Linked DNA regions of Homo sapiens: all the other regions are linked to region 1. A link is a loop called in an ENCODE intact Hi-C map of the cell type or tissue named here. Cell type or tissue: endothelial cell of umbilical vein. All regions are shown on one strand. Region 1 has its middle 120 kb from the start of LINC02694. Region 2 overlaps LOC105370777 (a long non-coding RNA gene). Region 3 overlaps LOC105370777 (a long non-coding RNA gene). Region 4 overlaps FSIP1 (fibrous sheath interacting protein 1). Region 5 has its middle 11 kb from the start of LINC02694.

Evidence for each region. Peaks named below come from ENCODE experiments on the same cell type or tissue, not always from the same donor. Only the 100,000 strongest peaks of a DNase experiment are listed, where the experiment ranks them.
Region 2: a loop joins it to region 1, with 5 times the contacts of the local background. A loop is called at or near these places in 5 of 110 quality-filtered maps.
Region 3: it touches region 1 in a loop (8-fold over the local background); 58 of 110 quality-filtered maps call a loop at or near these places.
Region 4: it touches region 1 in a loop (5-fold over the local background); 52 of 110 quality-filtered maps call a loop at or near these places.
Region 5: it touches region 1 in a loop (6-fold over the local background); 16 of 110 quality-filtered maps call a loop at or near these places.

What each region holds. Positions count from the first base shown.
Region 1 is chr15:38,814,852-38,819,851 of GRCh38, reverse strand. No RefSeq gene overlaps it. Among named protein-coding and RNA genes, the nearest start is that of LINC02694, 120 kb to the right of the region's middle. RefSeq lists an enhancer at 1,597-1,746. In endothelial cell of umbilical vein, a CTCF peak has its summit at 1,989 (motif pointing left); a DNase peak (open chromatin) is centred at 1,951; H3K27ac peaks cover 979 bases.
Region 2 is chr15:39,137,493-39,142,492 of GRCh38, reverse strand. The region is part of intron 1 of LOC105370777 (a long non-coding RNA gene); the gene reads left to right. Among named protein-coding and RNA genes, the nearest start is that of LINC02915, 110 kb to the left of the region's middle. In endothelial cell of umbilical vein, no CTCF peak of the experiment used is centred here; a DNase peak (open chromatin) is centred at 2,282; H3K27ac peaks cover 3,695 bases.
Region 3 is chr15:38,989,339-38,994,338 of GRCh38, reverse strand. The region is part of intron 2 of LOC105370777 (a long non-coding RNA gene); the gene reads left to right. Among named protein-coding and RNA genes, the nearest start is that of LINC02915, 260 kb to the left of the region's middle. In endothelial cell of umbilical vein, a CTCF peak has its summit at 2,980 (motif pointing right); a DNase peak (open chromatin) is centred at 3,028; H3K27ac peaks cover 825 bases.
Region 4 is chr15:39,754,581-39,759,580 of GRCh38, reverse strand. The region is part of intron 5 of FSIP1 (fibrous sheath interacting protein 1); the gene reads left to right. Among named protein-coding and RNA genes, the nearest start is that of FSIP1, 26 kb to the left of the region's middle. In endothelial cell of umbilical vein, a CTCF peak has its summit at 2,489 (motif pointing right); a DNase peak (open chromatin) is centred at 2,690.
Region 5 is chr15:38,704,920-38,709,919 of GRCh38, reverse strand. No RefSeq gene overlaps it. Among named protein-coding and RNA genes, the nearest start is that of LINC02694, 11 kb to the right of the region's middle. In endothelial cell of umbilical vein, a CTCF peak has its summit at 1,919 (motif pointing left); a DNase peak (open chromatin) is centred at 1,859.

The sequences.
Region 1 (5,000 bases):
CTGTGGAACTAATGTGCTCTTGCTAGTTTCTAAATGATGTTTTTCTCCTCCCAGTAAAATCAAGAACTGCCAATAAGGTGCAGGCCAGTTGCTGGGCCCGCTCTCTCTCACACATACCATATACACAAATAGGAAGATGGTCTCCGTGGCTATAATTTCCTGGCCAGCAAGTGTCTTGGGTTTCACTTCAGTGGTTAATGATGTGTCCACCCGGGCGCCTTGGCATGGGGCATTTCCAACCTTCAATTAAAGGACTATCATTTACTCTATATATTAACATCCAGAACAATAAACACAGTGGAACACAGTCATTAGAGGCAGCCATAATCCATGGCCTGCTGTGTACTGATGTCAACCCTGCTGCGTTTGACATCTGAAATAATCCCAAAGAAAGCACTGCATTTTCAAAGCCGGGACTACGTTAAGGATATCCACCCCTGGCTGCATTCCATCTTTCCACCTCCATCTTCCAATCTATCAACATCTTGGTTCAATCTCAGAGTTAAAAACCCCTTGTCTTTCACAGAAAGACATCCAGGCTAACCTTCTCTTTTGCTGGGAAGAATGCCACCAGTTTTCAGTTGACTGAACCTAGTGGGCCTTCACTGTAATAATAAAACCAATCCTGGATAAATCGTAATTCCTAATCTAAAGGATGTCAGAATGAAGTCGGATTGAAGACATACCACCGACACAAAACAAACAACCCTGAGCATGGGGTGCGCAAAGAAAGCAGAGAGATACAGAAAACCAGCAAAAGAAAAGTTGTCTCAAACTTAGCCGAAATGTGGAGCCACATGAAAAGTGCAGTAATTCTTCCTTCACCTCAGGGCTCATGTCTGTTGCATCTTTTCAACACAGCACAATTGTGATTTCTAGGGGTCCAGCTACCTAGATTTTTTGAGCTGAACTCTTTCTTCAAGGGGATGCAAAATTAAAACAATTCAAAACCTCCTCTGCCAGGGAGTGGGGGTGGCAGGAAAGGGGAATCTCGGGGTGTTTATTGTACACTGACAGGTTGAACAGGAGAGAGGTACTTGGGTCACTGAGGCGATGGAAAGATGCTGTACAGTTAGATGGGAAGCAAGAACACAAAGAAAGCCTTTTCAGCAGACCAGGGGACTGCAGGGCCCAACAACCTCTAAGACTGGGATAAAAGCAGGCTTTATTCATTCAGGAGACTGCAGCAACTGCCTACTGCCTGACTGGTAAATCTCATCCCAGCACCGTCCCTGAGAGGGGGTCTAATCTGATTGGTTGTCCCATTTAATCTGCGGCATCCCGATTGGGAGGTGCTGTTAGACTTGCCCACTTCACAGGCAGGGGCCACCTCCACGGAGCCCGTAGAGGCTGCCTGCAGCTGAGCCACCAATGCCCGGCCTGTTGGGTGGCAGCGGAGCCAGCAAATTACCAGACACAGCACAAGGAAACGCCATGCACCAGAGCAGCATTCCTCAGAAGGAGACTTGGGAACACAGCAGGCAGGCAGATGCCCTGTGTGCCTGTGTGTATATATCTTTAAAATCAAATGGAAGTGACACTACTCTTCTGAGTTACCTATGCCATTATTCCTCTTCACCAATTGTTTTTCATTTTGCCTTTTTTTCTTTGGATAAAGTTTTATGCACCATGCTTGGGTTGCAGAAGCAGATCCAAAGAAGTCTCAGCACACCACCCGATTCTCTGAGCACAGGCTCTGGGGACTTTTTGGAAATGACTGTGCCTCAATGCAGAGAGAGGGTTTTTCCAAGTTACCAAGTGCACTTTCTGTTCTTAACACCCAGGGGGGCGTGGAGAAAGTGAGAGGATCTGTGGTGGCTTCCTGGGCGTGCCCATGGAAAGTGCTTACTCTTCTTTGCACACCTCACACCTGGGTCCCTGGTCCACTCACAAACCTGGTAGATTCACTCTTTCGAACCATTCTGGCCGGCTGTACCTGTGGGCTTTCACTGTGCGTGGCCGCCCCCTGCTGGAACAGCCTGGAACTGACCGCCAGTGACACCTAGGGCCGACACCTGGCCAGCGCAGGGAGGTGTGAGAGAACAGATTGTCAAGTTCATTCCATGGCATTCATTCCAGAGGGAGCCACTAAACTGGCCTTGACACACAGGAATCTGTTTAATAATCCTGTGGAGACCTAAAGTCTACAAATCCCTATGGTAACTCCTCTGAGAGTTTAATCACCCTCTCTCAGAAATATTTTCCCTATTTGTGATCTGAACGATGTTTCTGTTTAATTTCCAACTGATCTGATTTAATCAGGGATGAAAAGCAGCTGCTGTCATTTCTCTGGGCAAAAGCCCTTTATAGGCCTGGAGAAAGATTAACGAATGTGCCTCACTTCCCAGGAAAAGTCCTAAGCTTTACTTTCCTTTAATATGACTTTATTTAGCCTATTTTTAAATGCGTTATCTCTGTGGCTCTCTTCTGAATGCTCTCATCTTCTCCACATTTCTCCTTACTTAGGGACATGATGCCCCTAGTGAGAATCTGGCTGAAGCCAAGTATGATGCTGATACTCTCATGTGTACCCCTCTAGATGACCACTTTTTTGGCAAATATTTTTTAAGCACCTACTATGCGTGAGGCACACAGGTAAGGTCCCTGTGGGTTATAGATGGACTCATGGACTTTCCAAAAAGCAGGAGAAGCTAGTCCTAGAATGCCTGCACACAGATCACTCTAATTGTGTATAAGATAGGAGGAGGCAACAGTGTAACTGGAGACCAGCAAACAGGGAGAATGCTTTCAGCCAGTGTGTATGGAAGGTTTCATGGAGATGTGGGAACTGAACTGGTCTTTGAAGGATATGTAGAATTCGGCTGGACCAGAGAAGGGGAAACAGCATTCCATGCAGAGAGGACAGCCTGAGGAAAGCTCCAGAGGCAGAGGACACAGGGCATAGATCTGATGAGCTGGAAGTGGTTGCATTTGAGTAAGTCAACAGGGACTACAGAAAACATCCACTGGGCCAGGTTGTGGAGGCCTTCCCTATAATGGGAAGGCAATAAAGAATCCAGAGGCTGCCTTCACTTCTTAGAACTCCTGTTTGATTTTATTAACTTGAAGATAGCTTGTTTTTCACCATGCTGATCCTAAATCATTCTCAGCTGTTCTTAGCGTCACTATGTCCCCATCTAGTATTGGCTCTTGATTTTGATTCGTTTGCTCCAAGTCCCTGTTTGGGTATTACTCTGTTGTTTCTCGATTTCCGAGAAATCTGTCTTGCCCTGGCTTATGCACTCCCACTTTCTTAACCCAACCTTTGGTAAGATCGGTTGCAGCTGACCAGCTCTGTCATCTCATTTCTTTCCCTGAAGCAGTGGGTCTTTGATACTCCCTCGTTCCCTTTAGGAGACTTCGAAAGGCAGGACACCTGCAAGTGACACGCTGGGCAAGTTGCCTGCCCATTGTGGCCTTAGTGTTCTCATTTCTTAAAAGAGAAGGGAGGCACCTCTTTGACCTCTACAAGCATTTCTGAAGCTTACGCTCCATAAGGCAATAACCTCAACTATTTCTGTCCACAGGCCATACCCCCAGCAGCCATTTCCATGGAATAGTTTCATCTTTCCTGGAAGAATGTGCCGATGAAATTGACTGAAAATGGACTTTGAAACAAATTGGACCTGCTGGAAAGTCAACCAGCTTTGAGGTATTTATTTCCAACTGGGATGAGAATAGAGGAAAAGATGAGAACAGGCCCAGCTTGCCTTCTTGCCAAAGGGCCTCTCCCCAGGAGATACTTTCAAAGACAAGATGATGGATTAGAAAGCACGGAAAGAAGCTACAGGTGGCACGCAGCACTCTGCTCCCTTCTTGAATCTGCCAGACGCTCCCTGTCCTTCACGTCTTTTGGTCATCAGGCTGGCCCTGCTTGATTGACTCTGCCATCAGAAGCAAGACTTTCCTTCCAGCATGGTTCTCTCTAGATCCAGGTACTTTGCAGGACCCAATTTACCCATATCCACAGGGGACATGTCTCACACATGGCTGCCTCATGCCACTTACCACCCTGACGCTCAGTCTTCTCTCTGGTAGTAATCGCCTTTACCATATGTTTGGCAGGAGTGTAAGATAAAAAGTGCTAACACCCAGCAAGTTACTAAACTGTCAGCCTCAATTTCCTGTCAGGCACTAGAATTAATAAGAGCCCATACATCATGAAGAATCTAGAGGATCCTGAAGATAACCGGAGGAGGACAGAACTAGGGCACGGAGTGCAAGGTCATGGAGAATAACTCTACTTTCTGCATACTTCTAAACTGCTTTTATTATTATTGGTATGTTTCCGTAGAGTGACTCCACATTCGTTATTTTAATTCTTATGATAGCCTTGTAAACTTACATGTTATAATCCCATTTTGTAGACGAGGAAACTAAGGTTTTGATGTTCTTTTCCCTTACGGTGAGTGAACTTGACAACTATTCTCATACATTTCTTGGACTGAAGGGCAGAAAATATGAGCTGTTGAGACAGAGTCTAATGATAGAAGATTTGAAATGTTTCCAACACAAAGAAATGGTAAATGTTCAAGGGGATGGAAACCTTAAACACCCTGATTTCACCATTACACATGTATGCATGTATCAAAATATCACACGTACCCCATAAATATGTAAAATTATTATGTAACAATAAATTTTTTTAAGAAATAACAGGGAAAACAATGTGCACTATTGTTGTCCTGGATCCTCAAAGTTTTGAAAATCTGCAGCTACTTAACAATAACAGCCTCAGGCTTCTCAGGGAGAAAAATTTCCATTTCCAGCCCCAAGACTTCACCACAAGTGTGGCTTCAGAAGATGTTGTGAACTGGGAAAGGCCAGAAACCAGAGAGTGGGAAAAAGTGATAGCAGCCATAGAATCAAGAAAGGACCCTGCAGAGGGTGACAGCTTTCATCTGAATTGGCCATTTCTACTCACTTCCAAAGAAAGGGAATAAAAAATGCACTGATGAGACCAACCTGGCTCAAACATCAAGGAAGTCTCAAAAATGCTA
Region 2 (5,000 bases), 320 kb before region 1:
CAACCTGGAGTGCAGTGGTACCATCATAGCTCACTGCATCCTTGAATTCCTGGGTTCCGGAAACTCTCCTGCCTCAGCTTCCCAAGTAGCTAGGACACAGGTACATGCCATCATGCCAGCTAACTTTTTATTTGTAGAGATGGGGGGGGTCTTGCTTTGTCTCCCAGGTTGGTCTTGAACTCCTGGGCTCAGATGCTCTTCCCACCTCAGCCTCCCAAAGAGCTGGGATTACAGGTGTGGGCCACCCCACCCAGTCCGCAGAGTTATTTTTGATACAAGAACAATGGTTTTCATTGGTAGATTTAAGTGTATAACAATTTGAGTCAATTATTTGACATCATATGGGCAAATTGTAAGTTTCTACCGATTGAGTTGGAGTTTTGCTAATGATAGCTTCAATGTGGTGTTTGTATCTTTACCACAGGAACTTAGACATTAATCCACCCTTTCCTTCATATTACCATCTCAGTGCCACTCCGCACATCCCAATTCCAACCGCTGGGTCATGGCAACCTCTAGAAGTCAGGACTAAGCATAGAATAAAACCTTGTCTCAAAGTCTTTTGTTTTCGTTTATTTGTTTTTTAAAGCAGTGCTTTGCCCTTTGGGAAGTATGTATGCGAAAGGCAGGGCAAAAACCAGCAATCCTTGCTTAAGAAGTAGGGGTATTTGCTCTGCCTCTGGTTTCCAGTGTCTGTTCTTCAGAGGCCTGGGCAGCTTCTCCTGAAGCTGAACACCATCTCCTAATGCCAACACCCAGAGCTTCTCTTTTCTCACCATAGCCAGCCCATAACATGTGAATGAGAGCAAGAGTATCCCAAATGAAAACAAATATATTCAAATCACTGCTTCAGGAGTGCACCCGAATCCTCTACTTTCTCTATACAGAGCTGGTTAAATATTACACTCTTTGAACTTCATCTGCAAAATAATGATCATCTCCTTCACATGTTTGCAGTAAAAAGTAAACAGTAAATATCTGAAAATGTAGAGCCCAGTGCCTAACTGGTAATAAGTAATCAATTCATGATCATTTCTAACTTTTCTTACTTCAGCTTCTTTTCAATTCCAATACCCCTGTGCACCCCCCGCTCTGCCCACCCACCCACACCTTGTCTGTGGCTTTCAGTGTCCTGATTGCCAGGTCAGGCTGCTGACCTTAGACAGGCTTTCCCACTCTCTCCTGCTGCGCCAGCACTTCTCAGCCCCAGCTGGAGAGGTTTTAGAACCATCTTTCCCCTCAGTGTTCTGCCAGCTTGCCCCACGACTGCCTAGTTCCATCTAGCCCCAGCCCATTTTTGTTTTATGCTTGTGGCTATTGGTAGCAAAAAATCAGTGGCTACACTAGCTGGAGACTGTCAAGGCCAGCTCGAGGAACCAAGAGCAGACTGGGATCTGGAGAGTACATGTGAGTGTGTATGTGTGATGTGTGATGTGTGTGTGTGTGTGTGTGTGTATGTGTGAAAGAGAAGTTGGGTGAGAGTGAAGGTGTGCAAGCAAATGTGACTAAAAGTATTATACAATGTGTTAGTAAGAAGTTTGAATGTAGTAATACATAAGGCAGAGGATGAACAGGTGTGAATGATACAGAAGAAGGGACATAAAGAGAAGCCAGTGGGATATGTCATCGAATTAAGTTGAAAAAAGGAGAAAAATGTTTGTAGGAATGTAGTGGGGAAGGAAAAAATAGTATTAAAATATATGGAGTTATATGTGAAAACACGTATGTGTGTGTGTATGTATATATGTGTAAATTTTATAAAATTAAGTCATGAAAAATAGATTGCTTGTTCCGAAGCTTAGTAAGTTAGGGGTCAATTCAGGAAAAATCCGTACTGTTATATATGCAACTCTCCTTTTCTAGGGGATAAATGTAGCCCCAGTTAAACAATCTATATATAGAAAAGACCAGCACCCTTAAGAGAGGAAGGCTTGATTCATGAGTAACGATGGCCAGTGTCCATTCCAGGAAAGCCAGCATCTGCTCTTAACCACAATCCCTTAAGGCTGGATGCCATAGCCATATATGGAGTGCTATAGGGAAAGGAAGGGAGTCTCTTTCTGGAGTCCCCACAGATGCTGTAAGTGGCATCCAGCCTATCTTCAAGTCAGCTCAAATTCAGAGGAAAGGGGTTCTGTTTTGATAGGGACCAACTAGACCCAACAGAAGGAAACAGACACATGAGCACAGGCCAACTTGCTGAAGGAACATTGCTTGGTTTCCTTTTTCTGTAGAAAGGAGCCAGTGTTCTGTGGTGTGCTGCCTTCTGTGTCTCAGAAGGTATGTTGTTTTCTGATCCTAACTCTGTTATCATCCTGTTTGCACTTGGTGACTCACAACAGATGCTCTGGCTTTCCCACAGCTGTGCTCTTATCACTGCAGGGCGAGCAGAGCAGCAGTCACATCTGCGTGGTCCTGACCTTACCCTCCTGGGGCTGCTCCTATGCCAGCCATTCCCAGTTTAGAGGGGCTGTAATAGCGTTTCCATGGTACTGAAGACAATTCACAGGAAAATAGTTTATTTGAATAGCAAATGCTTTGACCAGGTTCTGGACTGTGGAAAGCCCCTAGTACAGTGACAACATTAACCACACAAACAACAAGTATTAGTACTATTACTATTACATTATTATTACTATACAGGGAAATGAACCAACACCACCATGAATCAAACATTTTCCTGGAATTTTAGCATCTGATTTGGAAACATATTTCTTATTAGTTGACAAAAGACAAAAGGAAACTTCAGTAATATCTCTATAGCCTTATAAAAAATGAATGCAGAAATATGTTTGAATGTCCTGCTATCCAATTTTCCTCATGGTATGCAACAACGCCACTGTGGCAAATATTAGAGGAGAGAAAGCAGAAAGTAGCTCCAAGGCAAATTCCAGCCAAGGGCCATTTTATCATATCTTTTTCTCTGTGTCACTTTGGGTTTTGGGAAATCTTTTTTTTTTTTTTTTGATTTTTTTTTTTAATTATACTTTAAGTTTTAGGGTACAAGTTGTATATCCAAAAGAGATTTTGAAGGGTTAACAGTGTCATTGATTAATCACCCTTAATGTTCAGTTGTCTCACAATCCCAAGGCATTATGAAACCTCTTGTAAGTAAATAAATTGTCATTTTATTTTAATGGTTTTGAGACAATTGTAGACTCACAAGCTATTGTAAGAAATAATATAAAGAATTTCCACATTCCCTTTACCTAGTTTGCCCCAACTCGCAAAAGTTCTGTGCAAAACCACAATTAAATATCAACCAGGATATTGGCATTGACACAACCCATTGATCTTATCTAGATATTCAGACTTCCCTAGCTTACCTATACTCATACTCATTTGTATATTTACTCCTATGTAATTCTATCACATGCATAGGTTTGTGTCTCTATCACTTGAGTCAAGATACAGGACAGTTCCTTTACCAGAAGGATCTCTTTTACATTGCTCAAATCAAAAGAACATTTCTCATTGAGTGGTACAAGGGAATACCTGTAATTGAGGAATTAAAAAAGAGTGAGGAAAAAACTCACACCTTGACCTTGTAAATCAGTGATTATTATGCTTAGGTAGAACATTTAATCAAACAGTTCTTTTTCTTCACCTTTAATTCACTTAGCAATCATTTTGGAGGGAGTGTGCTAGACATTAAAAAAAATTATTAACACACATGGTTCTGGCCAGGCATGGTGGTTCATGCATATAATCCAGCACTTTGGGAGGCCAAGGTGGAAAGATCCCTTGAGTCTCAGAATTTGAGACCAGCCTTGGCAACATAGTGAGGCCCCCATCTCTACAGAAAATAAAAAAAAATTAGCTGGGCATGATGACACACACCTGTAGTCCCAGTTACTTGGGAAGCTGAGGTGGGAAGGACTGCTTGAGCACAGGAGTTTGAGGCTGCAGTGAGCCACGATTGCACTACTGCACTTCAGCCTGGGCAACAGAGTGAGACCTTGTCTTAAAAGTAAATAAGTAAAGACACGTGGTCCTTCAAAGAGAGAGGTATAAACAACCAATGGTATTTTGATAAATACTTTAATGGAAGAATGTACAAAGAACCAGGAGAAACAATATTCATTTGACTAACATTTGTAGTCAACTAACACCAGTAGAAACAATAGTCAGTCAACTAACATTTGTAAAAAGTTGGGACAGATTTATCCTAGCACATTGCTTTTCTGGCAGGGACGATGTTCCTTTCGCTCTCTACACAATTCTTATCAAATCTCAATGGAGACCAAACACACACAGAGGAATGTAAAAAGCTGGAAAAAGGTCACGAATATACCCCCAAACCTCTTTGGATTGAAATGATTTTCAAAGGGTGAAGACTATGAAATTGTTCAGCAAGGACCCCACTAATAAGTCTGTCACACTTAGGGAATTTTTGCATTTTTATCTCCAGCACTTTCATAAACCTATCAAATTAGTCAGAACACACATGGTTAGATACCATTGAATTAAAAGAATGAATGCTGCTTTTGCCTTGTCTTGAGGAAGTTTTCAATGTTTACGCTAAAAATTAGTGAAACCCAAATTATCTGGTATATATCTGAAAAATCTGACGTTCATGTTCCAGAGATAACAGTGTTTATGTGTGTTTGTTTCTTCCTTCAAAACTGTACTAATAACATCTATTTGTGGGAGAGGGGGCTTCTTAGCTGTATAGAAGTAACATAAACATGGTGCTGTACAGACTAAGTGGAGAGTTGGGATATTCAAATCAACCAGTTAAACAACAGTAAATGCAGTAAGTCATGAAGAGAGAGAGAAATGTGCATGGCTTATGATATGGGTGAATGAAGGTAGGACTTGAATCCAGCCCAGGTGTTGGATAGTGAGAGAGCAGGGAGGAAGTATGTCCCTTGAGAGATAAATTACATAAGCAGGTTAGAAAATGAGAATTATATTCAAGAACAGTGAGAGTCCAGGTCAGTTGAGAGTGTGGAACTCAAATCAGGAATCATGAGATTGGTGGGCTCTAGGATCTGATG
Region 3 (5,000 bases), 170 kb before region 1:
CAGGATTGGTACCTTCTTCCTATTCCTATGGTGTACATATGAAATGCTTTGAGGGGTGACAGGGGTTCCAAAGGAATGGCACATGGAAGCCCGGAGGGCATCACCAGGAGGAGCAGTTTTCAGAGCACAACTAAAGATGCTCAGACAGCAAGAGGCAGTAACATTGACAGGGCTCTTACAGTGTTCTGGACACTGTTGTAATCCTTGTGCATGCTTTAACACTGTTAATCCACACAACAGCCCTGTGAGAGGGGTATTGTTTTATGCAAGAGGAAACTGAGGCACAGAGAAGCTGGGGAATTTTCCCACGCAGCTAGAAAGTGTCGATTTCATGCTTGGTTCATTTGGCCACAGAAGCTGTCCTCTTAACCAGTATATTATGTGACCTCATCAAATGAACATACCCACTCTAAATAGACCACAGGGTTTAGACAAAGACCATTTACATAGCAATCATCTTGTTTGGAGGGCTAAGAACTCTTTCTCTATTTTCAGAGCAGTACTTAAGCCCCTAAATTTCAAGGCAGCTCTGGAAACGAAGGGCCAAGCTGTGAACTGTGACTGAGATTGGATTTCTTGCTTCTCTGGCAAATGGGGGCCTTAAATCAAATAGAACAAGTTCTCTGCTTCTCTGCCATAAAGGAGGCCCCAGTCCAGAGGGCTCTGAGATAGGTAAATAAGCAAATCCAATCTCATCTAAAGGTGCTGCCAAAGGCGTCCCCTAGGGACCTCTCACTTGTCTGACACCACCTTTGAGAGAGGTTTCTGCTCTCTAAAAGTCTGTAGTTAGAAAGCAAAGGTTCCAGCTGCTGATGGAGTGCTCAGCCTCTCCAGCCCCACATCTATGACAACATTTGGCTCGCCAGCCAGCCCTGCCCTCCTGCTCAGTTCTTTCTGTTCCACGGACCTGGGAAGGACTTTTCTCGGTTGGTGAGCATGTCTTCATCAGAAAGTCTTCGCAACTCTGACAAGATAAAAGGCATGAACCAAAGAAGAACATGATAGGGAGAGCAATTCAAGTAACATGCAGAGAGGTCCCAGGCAGGCAGAAACACAGGGAAAGGGATGGGTATCCTCAGTGGTAAAACTGGCAGCCATGGCCAAGGTTCATGTCCTTTCCTCTCTTACTGTTTGATTATTAGAGTTTTGCTCTTTCTCAAATGACACTCATGGCTCAGGCCAGCCCACCAACACACTAGTGCTCAGTGAAGCTTCAAGGAAGGCTATTGGGTGCTGAGTTCTTTCATCAGTCTCTAGGCTTTCACTCTCAGTAGTAATTGACTTCTCAAGTTCTATCTGCCTTCAAAGACGAGAAAAAAAGCACTAACTCAGCCCGGTCCCTTTCCCATTTTTCATAAGACACTGAAAGAACCACCATAATTTTTTATATACATAGATTAGATTTACTTTAAAATGGGCATGACTTATCATGGTGAGTGTTTCACAAGTATGTTGGAAACGTATTTAAGGCAGGGAAACTTAAGCCTTTCCACAGTTACTTACATGCCCTGTGAAAAGACAAAGTGTAAATGCCTCAGCTGTCAGCTTAGCGTGATATAAATATATTTTGAGTTATTGTGAAATTGACCTCTCTCTCTGAAGGACGCTTGGGAGTTTTGCCCTTTGGAATCTCATTGGTCCCCCTGAGTTTCTTTTTTGTCTTGCTTACTGCCTGTGAGCCTGCTGTAGGCCTTCAGTAGAAAAGGATGCTTTTGAGTCTATGTGCTCATGCAGTATGTCATTTTGAAGAAAGTCAGCTGCAGTCATAACTGCATTCGCTAAATTGATAAATTCTTTGTGTGAGCTTTGTTCCTTTCCATACAATTCTTTCAGAGGCTCTCTCACCTGTCAGAGATTCTGGAGAGAAAGCTATGAATTCAAGAAATCTGTTTAAAAATATGTCCATTAAGAAAACTCCTCTTTGAAAGCTGAGTCTTCTAAAAACTCTTACTATCGCTTGCTAAAATTAGTTTAATGCAAATACATTGTATAATTGAGTTTAATAGTGAGACTAAGTAGAGAATATTTGCCTAAAATGGCCAAAAATGGCTAGGAGAAGTTTATTCCTATATTACCTATTCTTTGCCTCCTTTTTTGCTTTTTTTCCTCATCTTTTGGCCAAATAAATAAAGTACTGGAGAACCATCCATTCAAGTCCGCTTTGCCAGAATATTTTTCTGGAATTTTCCCTTCCATTCCACAATCCTACTAAGAAAAATTTCATATTAGTGAGCAAATATTTCCCTCCTAAACTGAAATTCTGTTATTTTAGTTCCCACTTGCCAAAGGCAGCGTGATTTGAACATTCCTCTTCACTTAATATCAATCCCCATCAGATAATCATTAAATGAACAGAGGCTGCAGGTTAGAAGGAATGCTAACAATGCAGATAAAGTCCTCATAACTGGCAGCTATGAATTAATTCAGCCAGATCACAGCCCAAGAGGGAGACTGTCAAAAGGAGCAGAGGGGGCTGGGAGAGTTGGCTTTAGTGCCTATAACTTACAGCACCTTCCCCTAGGCCAAGCAGCCTGGCATTTCATATCTAAAGTCATCACAGGAATGAGATGAATTCCATTGTCCTATCTGGCGACTGCTCACCATGGCAAGTCAACCCTCTGTGACTGTTAGAAAGGGAAACAGTCATGTATTTTCACCCACAGGAATGAATTAAAGTGACTGACTGTGAGGGAGCAACTGACCCAACTAGGGGACATTAGGCAAAAGGTCAGTTGACCTCTGGAGCCATTCCATTTCTGGTTTAAGGCCTTGAGAGAATACATGAACAGAGCCTTGGGGAACCAGAGTTCTAATCTTACCCCCTGCTCCTCCTTTCATCTCTCTGAATAGCCTGCTTGTTGATTGGAACTTACCTTCACCATCAGCAAGAACTGACTATTTTGAATTTCTGAGCTCCATGGCCAAGCTCCGCTCGCTTTGGGTTGCTTTGTGTCCTCAACTAACCATTTCAGGCAGGGAAATGTTAGTGTATTCCTGAGTTTCACCAGTAGATGGAAGCATTTTTGACCGTGTGACACTTTTGGCTTCCTAGTCCTAGGAAAAAAAACAATCTTGGATTTCTAGGAAGAGCTGCGAAGCTGAGGCACCAGACCCTTTGTCTGACACAGTGCCTTTTCTGTGTATAAAATACCTTTCCATATTTAAAAAGTGTGAATATTTTGAGAAGAATCAGAAAAGAAGAAATTAGGAAATGGTCAGAGTTTACTTTCAATAGCAACAACTACCTATGTCTCTTAAATCTCTCACACTATTAATTAAGCAATGTAAAATGAAGATCATGATTTATAACAACTTCTAGTTTAGAACAGATATAGTTCTATAGTTCTCCTTAAAGCCCAAAGTATCTTATAAACAAAACACTCCATCCTTAACCAAAGGCCAATGGGAGGAAATAGTTTGACATATGTACTCTGCTCAGCTGGCTGCTGGATTCTAGAGCAAATAATCTTATCATTGAGACCTTATTATAAAATTTCCTTGACCTATGTGTCCTAAGGTTGGTAGGTTTTATTTAGAAACCATAGAATATACTTAACAGAAATGTCAAGGAGATTGTAGGTTATTGCTAATCATTGGCAGTAATTTAAATATAGAGCAATTATGTGTCTTGACATAGTTGATAACTAGATTTTGAAACTGAAATATATTCACTTTCTCACTCTGTACCTCCTAAAGCTGAAACCCAAGGCATGTTCAAATAAAGCTTTGAATAACTTTTCTGCCACTGAAAGAAATTACATCTATAGCCTACGGTTTGAATCATATCAGAAGGAAGACTTGCAGCCCTTGGTGGTATTATATGTCTTATACTAGGGCATTCTTCAGCAAAAGCTCCAGTATTCTGTGATAGCTAGGGGTATCCCAGGGGCACTTTAGGGTATCTGCATATGGATCAACCTAGAAACTTTGCTGATATACTCTTCTAAATATGTTCTCTTCAGAGTAGAGGGGCTAGATAGATAGGTCATCTACATATATATAGTTTCTATATTAACATATAGATATGTGTGTATATATATATGTGTGTATGTGTGTTCATAAAAACACCGAGAATGAAAGGCCACATAACCACACAAGAGAGAATGCATCAAGCCAATGTGGATTTACTCATTTAATTCTGTAATCCTAGAGCTAGCCCTAGCTAGTGCTGACCTTGAAATAGAGAGTATTATGACAAATAAGAGAAGGTACAGTATAGTATTTCCATCCCACCACTTATTTTCTTCTCCAGATACTACTGACATAAGTCCTTTATTTCAGAGACAAGTTTCTTAAAGGAGTTGTCCGTCTCTATTTCTATTTCCTCACTTCCTACTCTTTCTTCAACCTACAGAAATCTAATATTTCCCCTTAACACCCTGACATTTCTTACACAAAGGTGATCAGTGACTTAGACATCCTTAATCTAATGGAAACTGCATTGATTATTTTGACTGCCTAGCAGCATTGAACATTATTCCTTCTTTGTCAAAACAATCTATTCAATTGCTTCTATAGCACACTCTCCTCTGGCATGAGCTTCCTCCATGCCATTTCCCCAGAACTACACTGTTGGCCTTCTACTCTTCTCACTTTATAGTCTCTCCCCAGCCCATTTTGTCCACTTACTACCTATATACTGATTTTTAATCTATGCCTATACCTCAAACTCAGATATGTCTCCTATACATAGACAGGTACTTAAGAATACATACTACAGTGTTTTTCAAACTGCAGATCCCAACCCATTAGTGAATTTGAAAGCCATTTTGTGAGTAGAGATAAGCATTTAAAAGTGAAATATGGTAGGGAATAGCATAGCATAGCATAGCATAGCATAGCATAGCATAGCATAGCATAGCATAGCATAGCATAGCATAGCATAGCATAGCATAGGAAATATCCAGTGACTCACATGTAGGTAGAATTATGAAACTTTTTTTTATTTGTGTGGAAGTATGGGATTGTGATGTTTTTTACTCTGGATCATGGTCAAAAAC
Region 4 (5,000 bases), 940 kb before region 1:
GGTATACTTTCAAATACATTCCTAGAAGAGAAATACTTAGTCCAGGGTTGGACTTTCACAAGATTTTTATTCACATTGACTTATTGAAATCAATTTAGACTCTTACCCACATTGTATCTGAATATTATTTTTCTATGCCAACGATGGATTTTGTAGTTATTTTTAAGCTTTGTTTATTTAAAGTGGAATCACAATAATTTGTATTTCTCTGATTATCAGGGAGGTTATAGATTTATTCTTTGGTTTAGCTAAGTTGTGAGTTACCTACTCATGTCTTAGTCTCTTTTATAAAGTGAGGTATTCTTTATTGATTTGAAAGACTTTTTTAATATTAAGGATATTAATTATTTGTCACAAACACCATAAGCATTTTTCTAACTTTTTTTTTAATTTTGTGACATTTCTTGCTCTAGTTAGTCATTTCTTTTATGTTATCATTCATTGGTACTCTGCTTTAAAAGGCCTTTTATGTCTCAAGATTGTATAAAAAATATATATTTTCCTTTCATCAGTTATAATTTAATGAAAAAATTTAAATATTAACCCACTTGAGATTTATTTTGGTATTAGATATGAGTTAGAGAGTTGATTTTGTTTTTTTCCCCCAATTTGCTAACCAGCTATTCCAAGACCCTTTATTGGATAATCTGTCATTTCCCCACTTATTTGAAATGCTAGCTTTATCGTGTAGGAACTGGGTTTATTTTCAGATTTTCTATTTTATTCCATTAAAATTTCTGTCTGTGCTGATGTTAATACCACTCTATTTTGATTATTGTGTCTTTGTAATATATTTTATTGGGGCAGTATTTTGGAATAACATGGTTTTCTCAAACCTATTTTTTTTCTGAGTTTAGCAATGACTACATTATTTTTTAAAAAAGAGATTGTAAAAGCACCTCTAAAGCTATAGCTTATGAACTGCTTTTTTATTTATTTAAATGTCTAAAGACCAGTATATGAACGTAGTCTGCTTGGAAAAGTACAACTTACTAATATATTTCATTCAATGTTTATCAGTAATTCTATACCTTCATAGAAATGAGACTATACCCCTTATTCCCCCCCCTCAAAAAAATCCATGGACAGTGTCAGGAATGAGATTCTGGATATTATAGTATCTCAATGTCTATAGTTTGGAAACCAGGAGTCAAATACTGATTTTTCTAGTGGGTAGGGCTTTTCTGAAAGACCAAACCTGCTTGTGGTTGACTCTGGAGCAAGCAATGTAAGACAGGCCACTCTGTAAGTGGATCTATGGTGGCCTTTTAACATTAAGCTTTTCGGTCACAGAGTTCACTACCCAGTGAACTTTTGGTCCTGGAAGGCAAGACATTTGTTTTCAGTTGCCCTTTTTTCAAAACCAAATCAAAACTGTCAAATATGTTTAATTTTTAAAGCTCCTGGCCCGTATATTTGACTTAAATCTATGCTCACATTGTATTTCTGGAGTTATGTGACTGCTGTAGGCCCTGTAGACACTTCCCATAATGTTAGATTAGTCCTGATGTTCTAACATGGAAATTAAGTGGACTTAATGATATGAAAGCTGGAGCTGCAAGGGGCTTGAAAGCTATGTTAAGAGAGAATCATTGTTTTAAACATGATGACATTATTAAAGCTTCAATTTTTAGATTCAGACTTCTTAGTTATTATGTATTGGCAGTGTGTGCAAAGCAGGTAAGATGCAAAAGTAGGGTCAACGTAAAAGGAAAAGGGAATACAAGATACTGTTAGGTGAACCAGATGTCTGTTGCACTTCACTCTTGCTACTGACTGTCTTAATTAGTTCACACTTGACCAGTTCACCAAAATGAAGAGGTAACATTATTGTATTACTGGCTTCTTCAGATTTAATTAGAATCTTTTTTTGATGATTGTTCTTTTACAGAAAAGCCAAATTCCTTAATGAAATTTCCTGCTTGCTGTTTACTTCATAGACATATGTTTTGGAGTCATTTATTGCCACACATATCTGTTTTTTTTAAATTCTTAAAAACAAAAAAGTAGTTAGCATTTACTTTAGGCTGCATTATTAACCTAATTATATTAATTTGTTTTTTGGACTACATAACTATTACCTTATTCTAAAAGAGGAAACTTTTGGAATAATCAGCTTAAACTTGGTATTATTAGCAGAATATTTTCACTGCAAGTATGAAAGAAATAATTAGAAACACAACAGTCCAGTTTGACCTCATGCCACGGATTTTTTGAAAGTCTCATATTCCTGGTATTTCAACATAAGCACTATCATAAGGTGGTACGAAGCTACTTTCATCTGTTCTACAATGAAATGAATTTCCCATTACTCATTAGATCTCAGCTACTGTTTTAATTAGAAATGTATAAAAATTTAAAAATTATTTTAATCAATCATATATAGCCATACATTTCTAAATAAGATATTTTTATAAGTATTATTAGGAAAACAGGAAAATTTTGCCTTTTTTTCCTGTATAATTTTTTGTTGCCAGCACAGTTTCAGGCACTTGTAAATTGTCCAGTAGGTGGCAGCATCTAGTTACAATAAGTACTTTAAAAAGCCTTAAAGCATTTAAAAAAATTTTAAAGCTCCTGGCATACATTTTTGGCTTAAACCTATAGAGTTCACATTGTATTTCTGGAGTCATGTGACTGCTCTACACCCTGCAGACACTTCTTGTAATGTTAGATTAGTCCTGATGTTCTAACATGGAAATTCAGTGGACTTAATGATGTGAAAGCTGGAGCTGCAAGGGACTTGAAAGCTATATTCAGAGAGAATCATTTTAAGCATGATCACGTTATTAAAGCCAGACCTATTTCAGCATACCTATCAATATACCCAAACCTACTTTCTTTCTTTTCATTTTTTGTCTTTAAACAAAGGGAGAAATTCTTAGGATGGATATTTTTCTTTTCTAGTCAGTTTTTCTTATCCTCTTATTTAAGAGTTAGCTTCAGGTTGGGTGGGTGGTTCATGCATGTAATCCCAGCGCTTTGGGAAGTGGAGTCAGGAGGATTGCCTGAAGCCAGGAGTTCGAGACCAACCTGGGCTACTTAGCAAGACCTTGTCTATACAAAATATTTAAAAATTAGCCAAGCATCAGGAGGCTGAGGTGGGAGGATTGCTTGAGTCCACGAGTTTGAGACTGCAGTCATGCCATTGCTCTGCAGCATTTGTGACTGTGTGAAACCCTATCTCCAAAACACAAACAAACAAACAAAAAATTAACCTTAAGGACTTTGGGCTGATGGCTGAATGGCAATTTCCAACCTGTTTTCAGCTTCCAAAACACAGAACCCATCCCAGTTGGCTTATAACATCACAAATAAGCAACAGCAAATAAATGAAGAAAATAACTGTGGTTGGATAGTGCATTTACTTTTATTTATAGGTGCTAAACACAAAAGATGCCTTGACTCCAAGAGAAAGTTGAAAACAACATTAAATTGATTTATATCACATTTGAACCTTATAATCCAGACATATTAACCTCAAGTTTACTGGGATTTTGAAGTAAACAATATTGTACTTGCTAGAGATCTCTGAAGTATTTTAAAAGTCTGTCCCATCCCATTACTGAGGGGTCACTTTTGGGTTTTTTTAGAGGCATGTTGCAAAAATCAAAACTCTTTTACATCGCCAGGAGTTTTCCCTTAGTTTCTATCATTTATCTAATGAATACAGGTAGAATTCAATATTCTTTGAGACAAATACATCTAGTGACAGGGTTGCTTTTTGATAGAGGTTATTCTTTTTGTCTTTGTCACGTTTCTCTCTTGTGTTTCTAGCTCCAAATATAGAAATGCATATAAACACAAAACATCAACATCATAACCAATTAGGCTTTTTCAAATTTGAGAATACTTTTTTCTAGGTGCCTTTTCTGTGAGACTCAGATATATGATACTTCTGCTCTTGGATGCTTGGGTTAAATACTCAAAGAAAATCTGGTAGTCTCTTTCTACTCTGATATGCAGAGGGTAGAGGGAGGAAATCACATAACTGTGCTGACTGACACAGGCAAGGATTTTGGTTTTTAATTTCTGTTGGAGTCTCAGCATTGTTTAGCAATCTCTTGCATTCTCCAAAATGGTGATTCCAAACTATTACTATGTGCTTCATCTCCCATCTTCTGCAAGACCTTCACTGTCTTGGTTGGTCTTCCTTTCCAGAGAAAATGAATCTACAGGGTAGGAATTCCTTTTACATTCATTTCTTCTGTTTCTAAGCTTCATCCTGACTGTGTTCATTCATCCTCTGCCTCTTGCCTCTAACTTTAGATGGAGGGAAGGTACTCTTATTCTCTGAGGCCAAAATCAGTAACATCCCATCCCTTTCACTGTGTTCCTGGCTGTTGGTTTGTTCGTCATTCCATTTTTTCATCTAGAGCTTCAATCTCTCTGGCTCTTTCCCTTTAACTTACCATGTTTAACTCTTCTAGTCCTAAAACAGAATCAAAAAGCCATTGAACCAATGAATAACCAACAGAACATACAAATAAGCCTTTTTCCTCATTTTTTTTTTTAATCTTACTCTAAAACAGACACCACTCAGTTTCCCTCTTCTCCTTAAAGGTCAGACTTCTTGAAAGAATAGTCCACATCTCTTGGTGCTACCTGGTCAACTTCCATTTACTTCTTAACTTTTCAGTGTCTGTATTTTCTACTGTCACGCTGTGGAAGCTGCTTCATAAGTGGTCCTCCTAAATTTGAAATCTAATGGCATACCTCCAGTTTTGATTGTACTTGACATCACTGTAGAATCTGACACAGTGACCTCTCATAGCATAGTGCAATTTTTACTGGATTTGTTATTCCCTGCTGGTTTTCTTCTTTTTCTTTCCTTCTTCCTCCTATTGTTGAAACTTATTCCTTCTTTTATATGTTTTCTCTGCTTTAGTTAATGGTTTCATCACCCACCTAGTCTCCTAAACTAGAAATTGAAGAGCCAGCCTCAGTTCCTCTGTTATTGTTCTTTTACACTTCTTCCTTGAGTTCCCCAAATGAGTATT
Region 5 (5,000 bases), 110 kb after region 1:
ATTTTGGGAGGCTGAGAAGGGTGGGTCACCTGAGGTTGAGAGTTCGAGACCAGCCTGGCCAACATGGTGAAACTCTCTCTAATAAAAATACAAAAATTAGCGAGGCGTCATGGCATATACCTGTAGTCCCAGCTACTTGGGAGGCTGAGGCAGGAGAATTGCTTGAACCCGGGAGGTGCAGTTTGCAGTGAGCCGAGATTGTGCCACTGGACTCTAGCCTGGGTGTGACAGAATGAGACTGTCGGAAAAAAACAAAAAAAAAAAAAGAAAAGAAACCCCAACAAAAAGCAAAGCAGATAATAACAGTACCTATTTCACAAGGTTTCATGAAAATCAAAAGTGATACTTGCACCATGCTTAGCACAGAGCCTGTCCCTTAGTCAATGAATGTGAACTATTATTGTGTACCAGACATTCAGCCAGCCAGCCCCAGAAACTGGGCTCAGAAAAGCATTTGCTTCTCCATCTAGAACACAAATATTTATTCTTTATATGAAAGATCCTTTTCCTGTTTCATGGGAGATTTTGCTTCCCAAGTAAACAACAATAAATCTCAAGTACACATCTGGATTGCAGCGGCTAACAGGGAATACCAATAGAAAGCATGCATGGATGGTGAAAAACCTGTTTTCCACAGTTCCTAAAATTTTGCAGCTGGTAGAGGCTCCCCAGTGGGAGAATCACCACTGAATTTTACACCTTTCCCTGATTACGTCAATAAACAAAGGTATCTTTCCATTTCTTCATAATTGTCATGAAAAAAAAAAAGCAAAACAAAAGAGAAAAATCTTAAAAGACACAAGTCATAAAGAGTCACATAAATAAAACTGAGCCAGGAACCATGAGTTCACACAACTTTATTCTTAGGAAGGTCTCTATAAACATAAATGGCTCTGCCGTTGAGGATGACATCATTAAGTGCCTTCTCTGTTAAACACTGAGGGATACTGCTGAGCCACGCAATTTTTCCACGTTACCAATAACTTTCCATGTTACCAGTAACATACTTTGCCTGTGTTACGGCACATTCCTCTTGGTGCCTGGAGTACATAGGCTTTCTCTCTTCTAACTTTACTGATCTTGCCACAGATGGTTACTGTGACCTTGGATGTCTTAGGCCCATAATCAAACCAACTGGGTTAATTGACTTAGACACTCTTAGGAATGATGCAGGGGCCCCCACCTCTGGGATAACACCACTGTATTTCTAAAACTGCTTGTGGGAAATTTACAGGGTCATGGTGGTGTTATTTACATGCAAATAGGAAAGAAAATCCATTCCAGCAGGCCACATTCTAACTACAAACACAAGAGGTTATAAATACACAAGAGGAAAACCCAACAGTCTGTTAGCATTATCTCCGAATGCCTAGGAAAGGGAGCCAACTGCTTAGCCATCACAAAAGACTTGGGCAAAATCCTGTGACCCTCGGCATCAGATATTCTCCTTATGCTAATTTTGTAGATAGCAACTTTTGCCTAACATTTTCATGATTAAGCCAAGGACGGTATAAAATATATGCATTTCTTAGAATTCCATTTATATTGTAATCACTTCTCTGTGCTGCTCTTAGGGTGGCAGGAAGCCTCAGACTGCTCTCCAATCTTCCTCAAGGGCTTTCTCTGACCTCTTTACTAAGAGCAGAAAGTTGCCAGTAAATATTCAACAAACTACACCTCCTCCAAGGTCAAGCTCTGTGTCAAGTTCAGATCTGATGGCTTTAGAGCAATGTGCAAAGTCAGTTCATCAACCTTTATCCCTAAAGTTAAATTTTTTATTTCAAATATTTTACTTAGTTTGCAAATGTGAGTTTATTAGCCTGTATCTCATCATCTTGGGTTCTCTGAAAACCACCTGCACGGCTCAATGTGGGAGAAAAGTTGATCCACAACACCATCTCCTGGTCATTCTTGGGTGTTACACTGAGCGTCAAAAGCTGAGCACTTGCTGAGAGTGACTTTCAGGCCATTAAAGTACACCAAGCCATCGCTGGTGTCAATCAACTATACCTAAAAGTGTGCATGTGGCCTTCCTAGCAACCCCCAGGATGTTGATTTGTACCAAGTATTAGATTCCACCAGTGCGGCGTAAACCCAGGTACACTAAAAGCTAGCAAGAACATGCAGATTTCAAAGGGAAATTGAAAAAATCCTTTGTAAAAATGCAAAAATACTTCTTGAATACTAAAATAAAAGTATAAATTATGGTTATAGACTATAAAAAAAAGATGGACATAAACATTAGAACAATAAAGACTGTGGATTACCAGAGAGGGAGGGAGAGACGTGGGCTGAAAAACTACCTACTAGGGACTCTAGTCACAACCTGGGTGCAATATACTCATGCAACAAATCTGCACATGTGACTCCTGTATCTAAAAAGTTGAAAAAATATTTTAAAAAACAAAAAGGGAACGTGGAAAAGTGAAATGAGGGAGGTAGAAAAATGGCAACCAAGAAGGTTTTTTTCTAATATCACTTAATATTACGTATTTTGGGTAACAATAAATGGGGACAGCTAGGCAATCAATAAGTTGTTGCTTGCAGGAAGTTGTACTAGATATGCAAAAAGGATTTATGCCAATTCCCCAAATCTCACCTTAACAATAATGTGTCATAAGCACAGAAAATTTTCTCCCATGTAGAACCAACCAAGTGTTCCCAATCGACTTTGGGATCACTACTCGGTTCTGCCCATCAAGCTATCCTTTTTCTCCCTACATGAGCAGTGAGTAACTTGAGTGAGCACAGCCTTGAAACTGAGGTCATGTAAGAGCTTAATCCAGTATCACTAATGACGAGATCTTTACCTGTCAATCATATAGTCCCTGCAACAATTGTTTCCAAAGTTGGTTCATGCAGAATCCCTTGGGGAGCTTTTTGAAAATAGATTTCCAGGCTCTTCTAGTTCTGCCACAGAATCTCTACGGCTGGAAACCAAAAAACTTCAGGGTCGGAATTCTCCCCCAGGTGATTCTAATTGCAATCAGTCTGTGGGCTCAATTGGAAGCCACTGGAAGATCACAGCTGTACCTTATTGAAAGAGGAAAACAATCAAATCCTTGCCAGTCTCTCACTGCTTACAAGAGGTGTGGCTTCAGTTCCAGGTCATCAAAGGTAAGCATTTTTTACTACAAAAGTTTGTTTACAGTTAAAATGTTCTCTTTTGGGTACATCATTGCCAAATGAAGAAATAGCCCAATTTACATAGTCAGTCCTCCATATCCATGGGTTTCACATCTGAGGATTCAGCCAACAGCAGATCAAAAATATTCCAAAAAAAATGATTAGGAACAACAATACAATATTAAAATTAAAAAATCAATATAGTGTTAACTGTTCACATAGTATTTACATTGTATTAGGTATTATAAGTAATCTAGAGATAATTTAAAATATATGGGAGGATTGTGTAGCTAGATGAAAATATGTCATTTTCTATTAGGGACTTGTACATCCTCAAATTTTTGTAACCTTGGGGCAGGCGGTATGCTGAAACCCACCCTCTAGAATACAAAGATTGCCGTATAATCCATGATTGCTTTCTTTCCAAAACCTTTCTATATGAACTATGAAAGTCAGGATCATTTTAATGTTAACTAAACTCTGAACCCAGGAAGAAATTTGTCTTGGATAATGGGGAATGGGGTGCATACCGTTACACAAAGGAGGAACCCCTTGCAGGCTCAAGAACTCTCTGGATGACTTGGGAATGTAAATTGTGGCAGTGGGCTAGCAAGTTTCTAGTGGAGAAAGACTGGAGGCTGGAAGCTTAATTAGATGCATTTGCAGCAAATCTGGATGTGAATTAATAATGCCAAAGCTAAGACGGGACTTGAAAGCATGTTTTCTTCAGGGTGACTCATTAATCTCATTTCCAGGAAAAGGATCCCTGTATAGTCCCTTAGTCGAAATTAGTCTGTCCCCACCCTTTGTCTTTTTCTCGCTCTCACATCCCTCATCAGAGTCCACATATGACATGTTAAAGCTGACTGATGCTATCCCAACTCCCAGTGCCCCCCATGCACTGGGGAACAAGTCTGCACCCTCAACCTCCCAAGCCCTGAAACACCTAGAATTGGATTTTGTCCACAATGGAAGCTCATAAACGTTAGCTGAATTCTTGAAAGAAGTTGCCGACCTGTTTGGTTAAGGAGCAAGAATGTGTTGCTACTTGGATTAAAACAAGCACTTTGTTTTAAATAACAAAAACTACGGTCCCTAATGACAGATTATACAGAGCTAGAGAGCAGCTGTTGTCACCAGTGCCTTCAAGAATCCTTTCAGCTGTGATTCCTCAGCCGTGACTGAGGGAGGACTGTGAGCCGGGTCGGTCTTCCCAGAAATACCTTCTCACCTGGTCAGGGATTACAGGATGCACGATAGCCTCTAGATTTCCCACCATCTGCCTGAAATCTTCACCACTTCACCTTCTGACTACAACAAAAGGCAGGGATGTGCATCGGTGGCAGTTCTGTGAGGGTCCCAGAAGGAAAGAAACCGATTCTAAGATAGAAAATGGAAACCATGGCCTCCTGAAAGCTAAAATGCCCTGACAGTCCAAGCAGCTCATCTGATAGGTGATCTATTCAAACTTTGTGACTTTTACTCATGCTGGTAGGAAGGACGAGAGCAGGAGGACCACCACTACACTGACGGAATACAGAAGGGGGCATAACAGATAAAGAATTTTCATTACGAGAATTTTTAGAACCAAATATACAATGTTTTGTTTGCCTGTCAATAAGAATGTTTTCATTGTAATTTACATATGTACTGCCAGTCAATTTAACAAATCATTTTCACTGTATTCCTTTTACTCCAGAATCTCTGCTAAACTGGAAGCATTTTACTTCAGTCCCGTTAATCAATCATTAAGCACCTACTCTGAGCACCTACTAATTATCATTCATGCTGGGTACCACAGCTTAAAAAAAAAAAAAAAAAAAAAAAAAAAAAAAAAAAGCAGGTAAGCTGATTCGATTCCAAAGGGCCTTTAC